2 separate regions of the Homo sapiens genome follow, and region 2 is linked to region 1. A link is a loop called in an ENCODE intact Hi-C map of the cell type or tissue named here. Cell type or tissue: gastrocnemius medialis. All regions are shown on one strand. Each heading gives the region's core, and the rest is flanking DNA. Links, peaks and the distances in the headings are about the cores only. Region 1 has its middle 36 kb from the start of FOXN3-AS2. Region 2 has its middle 75 kb from the start of FOXN3-AS1.

What was found. A loop is a pair of places that touch in the nucleus more often than their neighbours do. Peaks named below come from ENCODE experiments on the same cell type or tissue, not always from the same donor. Only the 100,000 strongest peaks of a DNase experiment are listed, where the experiment ranks them.
Region 2: it touches region 1 in a loop (3-fold over the local background); 7 of 110 quality-filtered maps call a loop at or near these places.

The regions. Positions count from the first base shown.
Region 1 is chr14:89,611,197-89,614,113 of GRCh38, reverse strand. It overlaps a transcript of FOXN3 not described here. Among named protein-coding and RNA genes, the nearest start is that of FOXN3-AS2, 36 kb to the right of the region's middle. In gastrocnemius medialis, for the core only: no CTCF peak of the experiment used is centred there; no DNase peak of the experiment used is centred there; H3K27ac peaks cover 777 bases.
Region 2 is chr14:89,490,843-89,493,759 of GRCh38, reverse strand. It overlaps a transcript of FOXN3 not described here. Among named protein-coding and RNA genes, the nearest start is that of FOXN3-AS1, 75 kb to the right of the region's middle. In gastrocnemius medialis, for the core only: no CTCF peak of the experiment used is centred there; no DNase peak of the experiment used is centred there.

The sequences.
Region 1 (2,917 bases), core at 119-2,618:
ACACACAGATGATATTTGCATATCATCAAATATATTCACATTATCTCCTCAATGATGAGATTGTTCTGAAATGGCAGTATTGAGATCGGGCTCAGTTTTCCCCCTTACATCCCAGAAGCTGTCAGTATTGAGGATTTCTAGGGGTGGCAGGCAGAGGAATCCCCTTCAGTTCCACTCTTGATTTTCACAATCACTAGATTCACCTCTGCCTGGTATGGAGATGAGAAATCAGGAGACTCTTCATTCAGGCAAACCGCAGTAGAACTGTGCTGCTCATGGCCACAGCCAACCTCCCTGCATTGTTTCTCAGAGGGAGTTCAGTTGAGGAGTCTATAGAAGTAGAAAGGACAGACCCCTCTGTACATTCTCCTGTTACTTTCATTGTGCTTGCCATGTTTCTACTACCTGCATGGGGTTAGAGATGACAATTAAAATAATAAGTTTTCCAGGAAGCCAAAGATCTTCCAACAATTTGTGCTGGGAAAAAAAAATTACATATGAAATATTTCCTTTACAAAGATGAAACTAGCATAAGGACCAAATAGTTGGCTGTGGTAACGATGAAATGATCGAAATGATGGTGGTTAACTATTGAATTGTGTTGACTGACGCTTTTCATGTTGAGGCTGTTTAAAGCTATCTCCTTCCTCCTCCCACCTGCATTTCAAAGAAGAATGAGTGTGTAACCAACAGAACCGTCCCAGGGTGTACTCATGATAATGGAGCAGTGCTTCTTTGGGAGTGAGCATTAAGCTCCCATGGTTTGGGGGACTTTCTTTTTGAACTGAAGGATACATGCCAGTTACCAGGACCTTGCTGAAGTTGCTAACAGGTGGCTTCTCCAAATGTGTGCCTAGTACCTTCGCAGTGCCTTTGCAGATGCCACTTTCTTAAGGTTCAGAGAGTAGCAGGTCCCACTTGGAGAGGGATTTTAGTATATTATACAAGTTTAGATTTTAGATAATGTAAGAGTTTTTTTTTTTTTTTTTTTTTTTTTGAGACAGAGTCTTGCTCTGTCGCCCAGGCAGGACTGCAATGGCGCGATCTCGGCTGACTGCAACCTCCGCCTCCTGGGTTCAAGCAATTCTCCTGCCTCAGCCTCCTGAGTAGCTGGGATTACAGGTGCGTGCCACCACGCCTGGCTAATTTTGTATTTTTAGTAGAGATGGGGTTTCACCATGCTGGCCAGGCTCGTCTGAAACTGCTGACCTCATGATCTGCCCACCTCGGCCTCCCAAAGTGCTGGGAGCACAAGCGTGAGCCACCGTGTCCGGACTTTTTTTTTTTTAAGCAGGGTCTCACTCTGTCACTCTGTCACCCAGGCTGGAGTGCAGTGGCACAGTCAGGGCTCACTGCAGCCTCGAACTCTTGGGCTCAATGCAGCCTCGAACTCTTGGGCTCAAGCAGTCTTTCCACCTCAACCTCCCGAGTGGCTGGGACCACAGGTGTGTACCACTATGCCCTGCTAATTTTTTATTTTTGTAGAGATGGGGTCTCCCTGTGCTCCCCAGGCTGGTCTCAAACTCCTGAGCTCAAGCAATCCTCCTACCTCAGCCTCCCAAAGTGCTGGGATTACAGGTGTGAGCCACCACACCCAGCCAGTTTAAGAGCTCTTGTTGCACTCTGAAATTTCCTAATTCAGCAAACTGAATACTTTTGCAGCTTTTAAAATAAAACAGTGACTCTATAAGGACTACTTAATAAATATCTCTAAATTAAGACCATCATGTTTTTTCTTGTGACTAGATTCAGCATTTAGAATGGCCTCTTGACACTTCTGGGGAAGTGTGGCAGTATTGGGTGATACAGAAAAATCACATCACACTAGCGAGGGGCCTTCCTTTGTCAGATGCTGCTCTCTGCATTATTTTAATTGGTTCTCATATTAGCTTAATAATACTGCTACTAATACCTAATGATAATATGCATTAATGTCCCATTCTACAGATGAAGAAACCAAGGCAACTGTGTTCCCAGAGTCACCCATTCTTTGGTACCCGACTATTAATAGTTCTCACTGTCAAGTCCCCTGACTCCAAATCCCAGGCTTTCCTCCGAGACTGACCACCTCACAACTGCTCCTCTGACTGTTTCTATCCCAGGGTTGAAGACTTCCCCTTCCACACAGAAAATGGAGTTCCCTTCGGGGGGAAGAAAAAGCAGGATGGGTTGGGGAATATTTGCTGTAATTCCCACCGGAAATAGGATTTTGCTTCTTCACATTCTGTGTTCTCACATCTGACCATTAGTGATGGAAGGGGCTTTTTAGGTCCCTTGTCAGTGATTTTTTTTTTTTTTTTTTTTTTTTGAGACGGAGTCTCACTCTGTCGCCCAGGCTGGAGTGCAGTGGCACGATCTCGGCTCACTGCAAGCTCCGCCTCCCAGGTTCACGCCGTTCTCCTGCCTCAGCCTCCCCAGCAGCTGGGACTACAGGCACCCGCTGCCATGCCCGGCTAATTTTTTGTATTTTTAGTAGAGACGGGGTTTCACCGTGTTAACCAGGATGGTCTCGATCTCCTGACCTTGTGATCCGCCCGCCTTGGCCTCCCAAAGTGCTGGGATTACAGGCGTGAGCCACCGCGCCCGGCCTCATTATTTTTCTTTATTTGTCTTCACCTTTTGACTTTCTCTTCGTCCATCCCTGAGCACGTTTACCTACTTGGTAAATAAAAAGTCCTAATTCCAGAATTACCCAAAGATTATACCCAGTCTAACTGGCTATAATTGGCAGCATGTCTAACACAAAAAACAGATTTCCTAGACAGCACTCACTTTTACACTTGGTCTGAACGGCTCAACAAACTCAGGTGTTAAGATACACTGACATCTCCTTGATTTCTTTCAGAATAAGAAAAACTGGCTTAAGTCAGCAGATCAGCAAGATATTCAGTCTTCTTTTTGGGGCTCCCCTGTACCC
Region 2 (2,917 bases), core at 207-2,706, 120 kb after region 1:
AGTTTATGGCAACTAAGGTCTTTGAATGTATCACTGTAGAAATTGCTTTTATATCAGAATGATCAGGTGAGGAGCAGAGAGGTTGATTAGGTGTGCGGTTAAGGGGAAATCGGGGCTCCATTGTCTTTTCTGAAAGCTTATGTAAATATCTCATTCTCTCCAAGCTGACCCTGGTTTGTCTTTGACATTTGCTGCTACTTTTTAGTACCATTTGCTGGTATCTGTGTTGATCTCATGCTGCCACATTGTAACCTTATATGACTTCAGTGTTGGTTACAGAGCAACCAAGTAAAGATGATAGACTTTGTAAGTGTGTGACTTTGCAACCAAATTGTGCAGTAATTTCGGAGGAGTGTTCAAATGAGTATTTATTTGCCTGCTAGACCCCTACTTTTGAATAGCAGCCTAGGTATTAGGTTAATGGATTTCAATGTGCACGTTATGATTGTGGGAGCTTTCAAGTATGTTGTAGTGCAATTTACACTGAGTTTTTAATGTCAAAAAATTTTTTTATTTATGCCCATTATTCGATTTAAGCCTGCATTTACCTCATAGTTTTATTATTCGTGTATCAGTGAAGAGAATGTAAAATGGCATGGTAATTTAAGCTAATCTATTCATTTGAAGAAGGTTAGTTTTCCGACCATAGGTGGACTTTTAGAAAAAGCGATGCAGACAGCTCTTTGGGCTGTATGAGACTATTTTTTTATGTGCACAGGGAACTATCTACAGTATGTACTGCATATTATTCTTTATAGTCATTATTTGATCAGATGTTAAGAGAATACCTCTGAGGCGCTCGGAGTTTCTGAGCACCCACGCATGTGGAGGGCCAGGACAGGTTTTGGATTATAAACCAGGGACTTGAACCCTGGAATGTACCACACCCCAGTGGGTAGATACAATGTGCCTTTCTAAATAAGTTGATAAATGAAATGAATGTTGAAGCTTTCCATATATGCCCATGTGTAGTCTGAGCAATCCAGAGATGGGAATTGAAATTTGTGTCTTCTATGGGGGTTGTTTTTTGGTTTTATTTTATTTTGTTGAGACAGGGTCTCACTTTGTCGCCCAGGCCAGAGTGCAGCGGTGCTATCTCGCCCTACTGCAACCTCTGCCTCTTGGGCTCTAGCGATCCTTCTGCCTCAGTTTCCCAAGTAGCCGGGACAACAGGCACATACCACCATGCCCAACTAAAAGACCTCACTATATTTTCCAGGCTGGTCTTAAACTCCTGGGCTCAAGCCATCCTCTCGCCTCAGCCTCCCAAAGTGCTGAGATTATAGGTGCGGACCTTGGGAAACTTTTTAATGGTGGCTCATACCGAAGGCAGCTCCATTCTCAGAGGACGAGCTGCTCTGCCCACTTGTACCCCCAACTTCAGTGGAGTTTTAAGACCCATCTTTGGGGTGGGTGGGAGGGCAGACCTCTGTCCCCATGCCCTGGCTTGCCTGGTGTGTGCCCCATGTATCCTGGGACTTCTCTGTGTGAAAGCTGCATGATCCCACGTGTGCTTGGCCCCCCCAGGCTGAGGGGACCAAATAGCATTGGTAGGAGAGAGTTTACATAACGTTCTGTTATTGTGTTTGAAGGACCTTGGAAAACTTGGGCTCAATAACCTGGGACTCTGACACTGGAGAACAAAAAAGTTTCAGTGAACTACTTGGATGACTAGTTCAACTTTTGTTTTTTGGGGAGTGCTGGAGCAGGCCTTTCCAACAGTCAGGACGTTTGTGTATGTTTTTCATCATACAGAAATATTTTCCAGTGTAGAAACAAACCAAAACAAAACACCCGTCTATGCTATTTTAACTCTTTTGTAAGAATAGAAAAACACATGAACCTAAATGTAAAGCGCTAGGCTGAACTCGTCATTGGAATGTGAAATCTTGGCAGTACTTAGAGGAAACTCAATCGCTTCCATTCAAAGGGCCAGGAAATTGATTTAGAAAAAATAAAATAAATTTGAGGGATTCCCAAATAGTGGCAAGGTGGAATGACTAAGAGAAGCATGAAGGTACAGACGGATCTTATTCCCAGTCATAAATGGTGGTAAAATGGTCCGAATAAACCTCCCGAGGCAGAGCTCATCTGGAGTCTCCATTGCCCAGAACTTCTGAAGATTCCCAGAGACCACAGGATGAAAGGTTGGCATCCAGGGCTTTCCACTTTGAGTTTCTTTCCAGCTTCTCGTCTCACTGTGTTTTCTTTTCCTTGGGCATCCTGTGCCCCTGTCCATGGGTCCTGAATTCTGTGCCCTGACCATACTTGAAAGCACATAGGCATTTGCTCTCACCGTTACCTCTGTCCAGATGCCTATAGTCCCATCTTTGCTTTGCAAGGCCCAGCTTAAATTCTGCTTCCTCTGTAAAACCTTACAGATCTCCCCCTTTCATTGAAATGATTTCTCCATCCTCCGCGTTCACTTAACCATTTATTTGTCAATGATCATAGCACATATTGCATTGTATTAAGGTTAGCAGTGGCCGGGAGCAGTGGCTCACGCCTGTAATCCCAGCACTTTGGGAGGCTGAGGCGGGAAGATCACCTGAGGTCGGGAGTTCGAGACCAGCCTGACCAATGTGGAAAAACCCCGTCTCTACTTAAAAAAAAAAAAACAAAAAACAAAATTAGCCAGGTGTGGTGGCGCATGCCTGTAATCCCAGCTGAGGCAGGAGAATCGCTTGAACCCGGGAGGCGGAGGCTGTGGTGAGCCGAGATCGTGCCATTGCACTCCAGCCTGGGCCACAAGGGTGAAACGCTATCTCAAAAAAAAACAAAAATGATTAGGAGTGTATCTCCTTAACTAATATGTAAATGTATTAAAGACAAGGGCCATGACGTATGTACTTTTGTAGGATTCGCCATACCTAGAATAATACTGTAATGGAACTGTTGTATTTAACTGAATTCTTAA